Regions from separate parts of the Homo sapiens genome. Here region 1 is linked to region 2. A link is an interaction called in ENCODE POLR2A ChIA-PET data of the cell type or tissue named here. Cell type or tissue: Caco-2. All regions are shown on one strand.

Region 1 (5,000 bases), 67 kb before region 2:
TGTCCTGAAATCCTGTTAATTGAAAAAACAAACAGGTATTAGAAATCCAAGAACAATTTGAGAACAGTTCTGTTTGAATTTTGTGTTGCGTTGAGTCACTTGCTGTGACTGAAGGGAAGGTTGAGAGTTCACCATTTGGTACAGCCCAGGTGGTTCATCATTTATTTTTGTGGTTTGGAGGGTTTTCTTTTCTTTTCTTTTCTTTTTTTTTTTTTTTAGACAGAGTTTCGCTGTTGTTGCCCAAGCTGGAGTGCAATGACGCAATCTCGGCTTACTGCAACCTCCGCTTCCCGGGTTCAAGCGATTCTCCTGCCTCAGCCTCCCGAGTAGCTGGGATTATAGGCGTGCTACACCACGCCTGGCTAATTTTTTGTATTTTTAGTAGAAATGAGGTTTCACCATATTAGCCAGGCTGGTCTTGAACTCCTGACCTCAGGTGATCCGCCCGCCTGGGCCTCCCAAAGTGCTGGGATTGCAGGCGTGAGCCACCGCGCCTGGCCTGAGGGTTTTCTTAAAGGAATAAAAATAAAATCCTCTTAATGCTTCTCACAAAGGTTTAAAGTGATGAGCTAGGTCAGAGGCCCAGTCTTGGGACAGATTTCCATGGTTCCATACACAAGGTGGGGGGTGTAAAATGCCTTGGCAGCCTGCCACTACTTTGTGGGGTGGCCGCAGATTTCACTTCTGACCCTTTAAAAAAAATTTGAGACAGTCTTACTCTTTCGCCCAAGCTGGAGTGCAGTGACGTGATCTCAGGTCACTGCAACCTCCACCTACCAGGCTCAAGTGATTCTTCTGCCTCAACCTCCCAAATAGCTGGGCTTACAGGCGTGCACCACCATGCCTGGCTAATTTTTGTATTTTCAGTAGAGATGGGGTTTTGCCATGTTGACCAAGCTGGTCTTGAACTCCTGGCCTCATGTGATCCACCCACCTCAGCCACCCAAAGTGCTGAGATTACAGGCATGAGCCATCGTGCCTGGCCGCTGACATTTATTTTTAAGTGGAATAAGATAGCACTTGGCTCAGGTCTTCATCAGCACATACGACTACCCTATTGGCAAACAGGACTCAGAAGCAGACTCAGAAGTCTCTGCACATGCGTTTCAGCAGGGGTCTTCCTAAGGCTGATCTGGTTTATTCTCTCTTATAGTGAGCTCCTTGAGCATGCCCATTGTTTTAAATCCTCAAGAATCCAGACCAGTTGCCTTATTTAAACCTACACCACACGTTCTGGAAGAGCTGTAGAAAAGGGATAGAGAATCAGCCCTGGCTGCAGGGCCTGCAGATTTGGTGGTGGTACCTTTCCCTCCCTCCGTTTGAGTCCTAAGCACTTTGCTTCTGCCCTAACCAGGCACTTCTTACTTTCCACAGGTCTTTCTATGGAGCATGAGGTCCTACACGTTAATTCGGAAGCTAGAGGGCCATCAAAGCAGTGTTGTCTCTTGTGACTTCTCCCCCGACTCTGCCCTGCTTGTCACGGCTTCTTACGATACCAATGTGATTATGTGGGACCCCTACACCGGCGAAAGGCTGAGGTCACTCCAGTAAGGACTGAATCCCTGCTATGACTTTTTTGTGGGGGGACTGATGAGGAACCTGCCTGGGATTAGACATGTCTCTTTTAGAATCTGGGACATGGGAGGGGACAAGCTGGATAAAAAGGCACAGTGGGTCTCTTTTGAGACGGAGTCTCGCTCTGTCACCCAGGCTGGAGTGCAGTGGCGCAATCTTGGATCACTGCAACCTCCACCTCCCGGGTTCAAGCGATTCTGCTGCCTGAGCCTCCCGAGTAGCTAGGACTACAAGCGTGCGCCACCAGGCCTGGCTAATTTTTGTATTTTTATTAGAGATGGGGTTTCACCATGTTGGCCAGGCTAGTCTCAAACTCCTGACCTCAGGTGATCCACCGCCTCAGTCTCCCAAACTGCTATTATAGGCATGAGCCACTGCGCCTGGCCTGGTTCATTGCTTCTTAGTGATGCCTTGTCAATTAAGCCCTCTCAAGTAGCTTTGAGTGTCTTCCAGTCTCCTGATTCAGGTGGCTGTGTGTACTTCTTCGGAATCAGCATTATGAAGCCTCAATATGACTCTTTATTTCCATTTACTAATAACTGTAGTAACAAGTTCAGAAAGAGCCTCTTATCGAAACTGTGCTTTCCAAAATGAGTTTCATGTTCTCACAAACTTGGTCTCCTTTTTCCTTTTGTGTCTGTTGTTTTATGAAGCAAATAATAGGCAGTCCTATAATTATCATGTATCTTAGCCTAAAAAAGACTTGCAGTTTCTACTGTGGCATTAAAGTGAGGGCTGACCTACTTTGCATAAGCAAATTAGCACAAGGAAGTGTTAGTAACCCTTCATCCACAGGACACCTGGAGCCTTCTGAGATACCCTTTTTTTTCCCAGTGTGCAAATCCCAAGCTTTTCCACGAGGGGCACACAATGCATCTTGAGCCCTTTTGTAGCCAGGGCAGTTTGGCTTCCTGCCTAGGGTGATGATGGAGGGTGGAGAGCAGCCATCACTCCAGGCCTGCCATCCTGTTTCTTTCCTTCCCAGCCACACCCAGGTTGACCCCGCCATGGATGACAGTGACGTCCACATTAGCTCACTGAGATCTGTGTGCTTCTCTCCAGAAGGCTTGTACCTTGCCACGGTGGCAGATGACAGGTAACGAAGAGAACTCTCTTTACATGGCCTCAGAACAAGTGCTTGCAAGTAATGGCAGCAAGGCCCTCTTGGTCTGGCCCTGGGTCAGCTAATATCCAGATGTTCTCTCTCCCCATCCAGACTCCTCAGGATCTGGGCCCTGGAACTGAAAACTCCCATTGCATTTGCTCCTATGACCAATGGGCTTTGCTGCACATTTTTTCCACATGGTGGAGTCATTGCCACAGGGTATGTATTTGTTAGCTGAACAGATGGGTGGTGCTTTCTGCTGAGTATACCATGGAGCTTTTTAAGGAAAGAAACCATCTAGAATTTTCTTGCCTATGAGGAAAGCTTTAAGGCAATTCAAGATTATATAAAACTCAAATGATCGATTTTGCTAATAACGGTGTCCCATTTTCTCTGAATATTTAACCTAAATGTAATTAAAGATCTGTAAGTCATGCCACCTAATGGGCCAAGTTCACAAGGGAGAATAAAATTGAGATGATGCATAATATATGGGAAACCATTTAGGGCTAAAAGACCACTTTACAGGTAACATCTATAATTCAGTAGGTGGCACTCTTCCCCCTTATACTTTTGAACTAACTGTGGTCAGATTTAGAAAGGGCTGTGCCGAGAGAGAGACAGAGAGAGCGCTTTGGTATCACAGGTGTCTTGAGTTTTTCTAATCCTATCAGCAGCTTTAATTATTCAGCACCACAATTTTACATCCATTTCCACAGTCAGGGTTACATTTCACTCTCCGAAGTCTCCTGCTCTTTGCAGTCAAAACAGAAACATGAGTATTCATCCTCATGAAAACATGAACATCCAAGCTCTGTCTTAGCATCGGTTTCTGTTTCATTTTAGGACAAGAGATGGCCACGTCCAGTTCTGGACAGCTCCTAGGGTCCTGTCCTCACTGAAGCACTTATGCCGGAAAGCCCTTCGAAGTTTCCTAACAACTTACCAAGTCCTAGCACTGCCAATCCCCAAGAAAATGAAAGAGTTCCTCACATACAGGACTTTTTAAGCAACACCACATCTTGTGCTTCTTTGTAGCAGGGTAAATCGTCCTGTCAAAGGGAGTTGCTGGAATAATGGGCCAAACATCTGGTCTTGCATTGAAATAGCATTTCTTTGGGATTGTGAATAGAATGTAGCAAAACCAGATTCCAGTGTACTAGTCATGGATCTTTCTCTCCCTGGCATGTGAAAGTCAGTCTTAGAGGAAGAGATTCCACTTGCACGGCAACAGAGCCTTACGTTAAATTTTCAGTCCAGTTATGAACAGCAAGTGTTGAACTCTTTCTGCTTGTTTTGATTCAAAGTGCAGTTACTGATGTTGTTTTGATTATGCAACTAAGTAGGCCTCCAGAGCCTCTCTAGTGGCAGAGCAGCTCACACTCCCTCCGCTGGGAACGATGGCTTCTGCCTAGTACCTATCCTTGTGTTTCTGATGCAGTGGTAGCATTGGTTCAAGTTCTCTCCTGCTGTGGTCAGAGTTGCTTCGATGTTGGCCAAGTGCTTTTCTTCTTGGGCTCCCTTCTGACCTGCAGGACAGTTTTCCTGGAGCCATTTGGTATGAGGTATTAATTTAGCTTAACTAAATTACAGGGGACTCAGAGGCCGTGCTCCTGACCGATCCAGACACTATTACTGGCTTTTTTTTTTTTTTTTTAACAATGGTGTGCATGTGCAGGAAATGACAAATTTGTATGTCAGATTATACAAGGATGTATTCTTAAACCGCATGACTATTCAGATGGCTACTGAGTTATCAGTGGCCATTTATTAGCATCATATTTATTTGTATTTTCTCAACAGATGTTAAGGTACAACTGTGTTTTTCTCGATTATCTAAAAACCATAGTACTTAAATTGAACAGTTGCAAAGATGTCTTAATTGTGTAAAGAATTGGTGTAGTCATGACTTTAGCTGATACTCTTATGTACGAGATCTGTCTCTGCTGTTTAACTTCATTGGATTAATCAGCTGGTTTCAACTCTACTGCGAAACAAAAATAGCTCCTTAAAAGTACTGTTCTCCTTCAGTGGCATGTAGTTATCTAATCAAGACACCTCATTCAAACAAAACCTGCCTTAGGAAAATTTAATATATTTTAAATTATTTTAAAAGAAATACAACATCTTATTCTTTAGCTTTCTTAATCGGTGCTTTATGGAGGCCAGTGTAACGTTACATGACTCGTTGAGAAAGTTGAGGAATTTCCTCTACCACCTTTGTTGCTTGAAGAAAAACATGTCTTTTCAAAATGAGAGGCTTTCATTGAAGAAAAGAAAAAAACAACAGTTAAAAGCTTTTGGCTCTCTGTTTCATTTT
Region 2 (5,000 bases):
AGAAAATAGATGAAAAGAGATAATTTTACCAGAGAATCGGATTTCATAAACTTCATCGTCCAAAAGATTGAGAACATAGAGAACTTACTTCACCTGCTCATTGACAGATGTTGAAAATACTGACTCAGTTCTGTATAGCTATAAATCCCATGGCTTACAGTATTGTTTTTCTTTCTTTGTGTTTTTTTTTTTTTTTTTTTTTTGAGACAGAGTTTTGCTCTTGTTGCTCAGGCTGGAGTGCAATGGCACAATCTCAGCTCACTGCAACCTCCGCCTCCTGGGTTCAAGCGATTTTCCTGCCTGGGAGTAGCTGGAATTACAGGCGCCTGCCACCATGCCAGGCTAATTATTTGTATTTTTAGTAGGGACAGGGTTTCACCATGTTGGCCAGGCAGTCTCAAACTCCTGAGCTCAGGCTATTCACCCGCTTCAGCCTCCCAAATTGCTGGGATTACAGGTGGGAGCCACCACACCGGGTCAGCTGGCAGTCTTAAAAAAAAAAAAAAGTGTGTTGAGGGAGAGCATCAGGAAAAATAGCTAATGCATGCTGGGCTTAATACCTAGGTGATGGGTTGATAGGTGCAGCAAACCATCATGGCACACGTTTACCTATGTAACAAACCTGCACATCCTGCACATTTACCCCAGAACTTAAAAATAAAGGTTGTCATTCAACGTGGCCACCACTGGCTCCTGTTCGCTCTGCTTTTCAAGTGGCTTCATTTAAGAGTGACATATTATACCATGTGTTCTGAGTATCACGTCTTACTCAGTCCTCAGCACAGGGCTCTGTTCACCTAAAGAAAGAGGTGCCTTTTGCTAATCATTCTAAATACATCTGTTGGGCAATGTGTGTTGGGAATACTATTAGATAAGGTGGTTAGGGAGATGAGGCCTCTCTGAGATGATATTTGAGTTAACAGTGACAAGAAGAAACCCACCAGGAGAGGATTAGGGTGAAGCATGTTCTGAGCACTGTGGACATAGAGTACAAAGATTTAATCAAGAGTCAGCAAACTTTTCTGTAAAGTGCCAGACAGTAAATCTTTCAGGTGTTGTGAACCACCGGTCTCAGCTGCAGCTACTCAACTCTGCTTTACAACGCAGGAGTAACCACAGACAATAAACAGATGGGTGGTGGTACTCCAATAAAACTTTACTTGTGGACACTGAGATGTGAATTTCACATAACTTTCACGTGTCACAAAATGTTATTTTCATTTTTTTCCAACCATTTTATTTACATTTTTAATTTTTGAATTTTTAGTAGCGACAGGGTCTTGCTATGTTGTTGCCCAGGTTGGTCCCAAACTCCTGGCCTCAAGCGAGCCTCCTGACTGCCTCCCAAAGTTCTGGGGATTACAGGCATGAGCCACCTCACCAGGCTTCCAAAAATTTCAAAAGGTAAAAACCATCTTAACTGTGGAGCCATCGTTTGCTGATATAACGTCAGTTAGGTATGCTGGGGTCAGGCCACACAGACACTTGTAGGACATGGGAATACTCAGAATAAGGCAAAGGCCCTTTTCCTCGCCAAATGGAAAGCCATCAGGGCGGGCCAGGCTACCAAGTCTAGGAGGCAGCTTCCTGAAATTCACGGAAGATCATCAGGTTCGCTTTATTTTTTCCCCAGTAACAAGAAAGGACAAACGAACAAAAAAGGCACACACACACAAACACACACCCAAAGGACAAACGAACAAAAAAGGCAAACACACACACACACACACACCACCCCCGAGCTAAAGACAGACGGGATGTGCCCAGGTTCACGCCGACGCCTCTCCGGCGCGCACCGAGGGTTTTAAAGTTGGGCGCACACCTGCTCCCAGCCGGAGCGCACCTGCTGAGCAGCACTCCGGCCCGGTCTCGCGAGAGCGGTGCAGGAGTAGTGGCCCCCACCCGCTCCCCGCCACCAAATCCCTCTCCCCGCCCCCTCGCCCAGCCTCCAGGCTCGGGCACACTCCCGGCCTCCCCCGCCGCCCCCGGGAGCAGGCTGGGCCCGATGCGCGCGCTGTCTCCGCGCCCCCGCCCGCCGATCGCTCGCTTGCTCGCTCGCACGCACTCCCGGTAGTAATTTCACTTTGCCACGCGAGCTCCGCAGCCCCTAGAAATCCCGCCCCCCGGCCAGGTGCGCGAGTCTGCGCGCTCCTCCTCCGCCTCCTCCGACGGGTCCCTGGCGCGCCGGGGCCGGGGCCCGGCTGGGGCGGCTGCGCGCACGGCGCCTCTCCACCAACCCGCTCCCCTGCAGGTCCCTCGCTTGGTCTCCATCCCTCTCCGGCGCTCCCTCGCTCCCCCCCGCCCTTTGATTGACAGGCAAGATGTCGGTGTGGAGCGAGGCAGGAGCGATTGCAGCAACCGTCACCCCCGGAGCCCGGCGGCGGCAGCAGCAGCAGCAGCAGCAGCGCGGGGAGGAGACAGCAGCCAGCCGCAGTAGCCGCCGCAGCCGCGGGAGCAATGCAGACAGCACCTTGAGAACGCGCTAAAGCACTCCAAACCGTGGACCATGCCGTGTCCCTGCAACTGGGAGGGGGGAAAACCAGATTTTTTTTGACATAAAAGCAAGCCAGCCAAAAATATATAATTTTGTCCTTCAAGGAGCCGGTGTGTAAAGAGTGAGCGCTATTTTCCTTCTCCTCCTCCTCCTCTCCCTCCTCCTCCTCTCCCTCCTCCTCTCTCTCCTCCTTCTCCTCTTCTTTTTCCTCCTCCTCCTCCTCCCTAAGTGTACAGACAGCATCACATCACCTGGTTTGCTTCTGAGAAACAGCATCTCTCCTTTTCAGGGACCAGAGACTCAGAGAGAGAGGAGACATTCTAATGGAGTCCGCTTGATATCCCAAAATAAAATAATAAATTTTGGCTCTTGTCCCCTCCTCCCACTCCCACCCCCTCAACCCTGTGTGAGATGTTGGATTTCTTCTTCATGAGACATTGTTGAGAAGTCGCAGTGGTTGGAGAGGCGGAGGGTAGACTACCTCTACTCCCCCCCCTCTTTTTTCTCTCTGGGAGGAGGAGGAGGGGAAGGGGGTTGCAGAGCAAGCGATGGATGAGGAAAACATGACGAAAAGCGAGGAGCAGCAGCCTCTGAGTTTGCAAAAAGCCTTACAGCAGTGCGAACTGGTCCAAAACATGATAGACTTGAGCATCTCCAACCTGGAAGGGCTTAGGACCAAATGTGCTACCTCCAACGACCTCACACAAAAAGAAATCCGGACCCTGGAGGTAGGTGTTGCCTACGGGAAAAAAAAAAAAAAAAAAAAAAAAAAAAGCAATCCTTCTTTCCCCCTCCTTTCTCCCCACGGTCCCCTTTCCCTCTGATTCTGTTTATTGGGGGCTGGGGGTGGTGGTGTGGGCAAGCAAGGTGGGCACGGTTTGCTTTTCTGTGATTTCTCTCCTTGCAAAGCCTGCATTGGATATCCTTTTACTGTGCTGCTGTCGTCTGCGCTTGGCTGGGTGGTGGTAGTAGTAGTAGTAATTGTTATTCTTTATTTATTATTATTGTTGCGGCTGTTACCGTTGTCATTCGCTTCCTCGCTGAGGAGGGAGTTCTCTCTTTTTTCCGCTTGTGGATTTGTTTATATGCCACGGGGGCTTGTGTGCCGGGTAATACATTAAGGAGCTGCAGAGAACCCACGTGACCTTGCGCATTCTGCAGGTGGTCAAAAGGTGGTTTTTGCTCACAGAATGGGGCCGCCTGTCAGTGTAGACCTCTTCTTCTCTTGGCCTTCTTCCCCTCCCTCCTTTTGCTCCTTAGATTTTTTGTTTTAAATCAGTGATATACATGTCAGGAGGCAAGATGCATGAAAAAAAAAATTCCTATGGAACTACCCATTTCCAATCCAATCGTTTTGATGCAGTGAGCTGTTGCAGGCCTAAAACGTACAAAAGGGAAAAAAAAATATGCCTCAATCAGCACACATAGGTGGTGTGGGAGAATACTCCTGAATCTCAGTGGGACTGTGAGGAAAGAGGAAAGGGGTCGGGGAGGAGGAGTTATCTTTGGCTTCTTGTGACATTCTCTCCGGCAGAACTTGAGGGGGAGTTTGAAACAGTTTTTTGGGGGAGTGGGATGGGATGAAGGGTGGTTGCAAAGTTACTCAGAAAGAAGATGGCAGAAATTATTTTTTTCTGAAGGCCATTTGGTCAAAGGAGGAAGGTTTAAAGAGGCTTAGGAAATGCCAAATGCCTGGTGTCCACGAGATCACTGGACATCTGCATTGTTCAAAATGTTTGAAGGGTTCAGCTCACTTCCTTCTCCCAAACCAACCCAGCTATACGCATGGGTTGATTAAATTTGGGAACTTCCATTAGCTGGCATCCGCCGAGGGTGGGGGCAGTGGGGCTGAGAGAACAGGGGTTCCCTCTGTGGTGGAGTGGGCATGAGCAGTACTGAGACGTTCATCTTGGTCCTGGCACATGAGTTCCCAAGGCCTGAACTCGTCAGTCCGTAGTGAATCTTGTGGCCCTCCTGCCCCTGTTGTAGCCTGGATGGGTGCTTTTCTCGGATTCGCTTTGGGTATTTCTTTTTTTTCCGTGATTTTTAAATTTGGCTGGATGTCAACATGCAGGAGGTCATCCCTTTGAAAGAAGAGAGAGAGAGAGAGGGAGGGAGAAAGAGAGGGAGGGAGAGAGAGAAAGAGAGAGACAGCATGTGTGTGTGTGTGTGTGTGTGTGCGTGCGCGTGTGAGAGAGAGAGAGAGAGAACATGCTGTTTGCTACCCTAGGATGCATGTCTGTGTGCACCTGTCATCTGGAAATGTGATCCTCAGAGATGAAATAAGATCAATGTCAAGGTGTATCGGGAGAGTGGGAATTGTGTTGGGAGGCACAGGTATTGCCTTTCCTGGAGCTTGGGAGAGCAGGTGAGGCCGGAGCTCTGTTGCTGGAAGAAAAAGTGTGGGATGTTCTGATCCAGCCTTCTGTCTCTGCCTGAACAGTGCCCAAGAGCAGACTCTTCAGACCTGCATGCAGTCAATAAATAACCCCAAAAAAGCCACCTG

The links. Peaks named below come from ENCODE experiments on the same cell type or tissue, not always from the same donor. Only the 100,000 strongest peaks of a DNase experiment are listed, where the experiment ranks them.
Region 1: POLR2A ChIA-PET joins it to region 2 with 6 read pairs; 3 of 35 experiments call an interaction of 5 or more read pairs at or near these places.

What each region holds. Positions count from the first base shown.
Region 1 is chr12:118,032,885-118,037,884 of GRCh38, reverse strand. WSB2 (WD repeat and SOCS box containing 2) reads left to right here. Exons shown (of 9, transcript NM_018639.5): 6 at 1,375-1,547; 7 at 2,561-2,671; 8 at 2,792-2,899; 9 at 3,527-5,000. The coding sequence ends at 3,689. It also overlaps a transcript of RFC5 not described here. Among named protein-coding and RNA genes, the nearest start is that of RFC5, 19 kb to the right of the region's middle. RefSeq lists enhancers at 2,153-2,202, 2,213-2,272. In Caco-2, a CTCF peak has its summit at 2,876; a DNase peak (open chromatin) is centred at 2,854.
Region 2 is chr12:117,966,298-117,971,297 of GRCh38, reverse strand. KSR2 (kinase suppressor of ras 2) reads left to right here and starts at 2,308. Exons shown (of 20, transcript NM_173598.6): 1 at 2,308-3,222. The coding sequence starts at 3,043. RefSeq lists silencers at 1,906-2,015, 2,026-2,295. In Caco-2, no CTCF peak of the experiment used is centred here; DNase peaks (open chromatin) are centred at 1,917 and 2,107; H3K4me3 peaks cover 1,700 bases; H3K27me3 peaks cover 124 bases.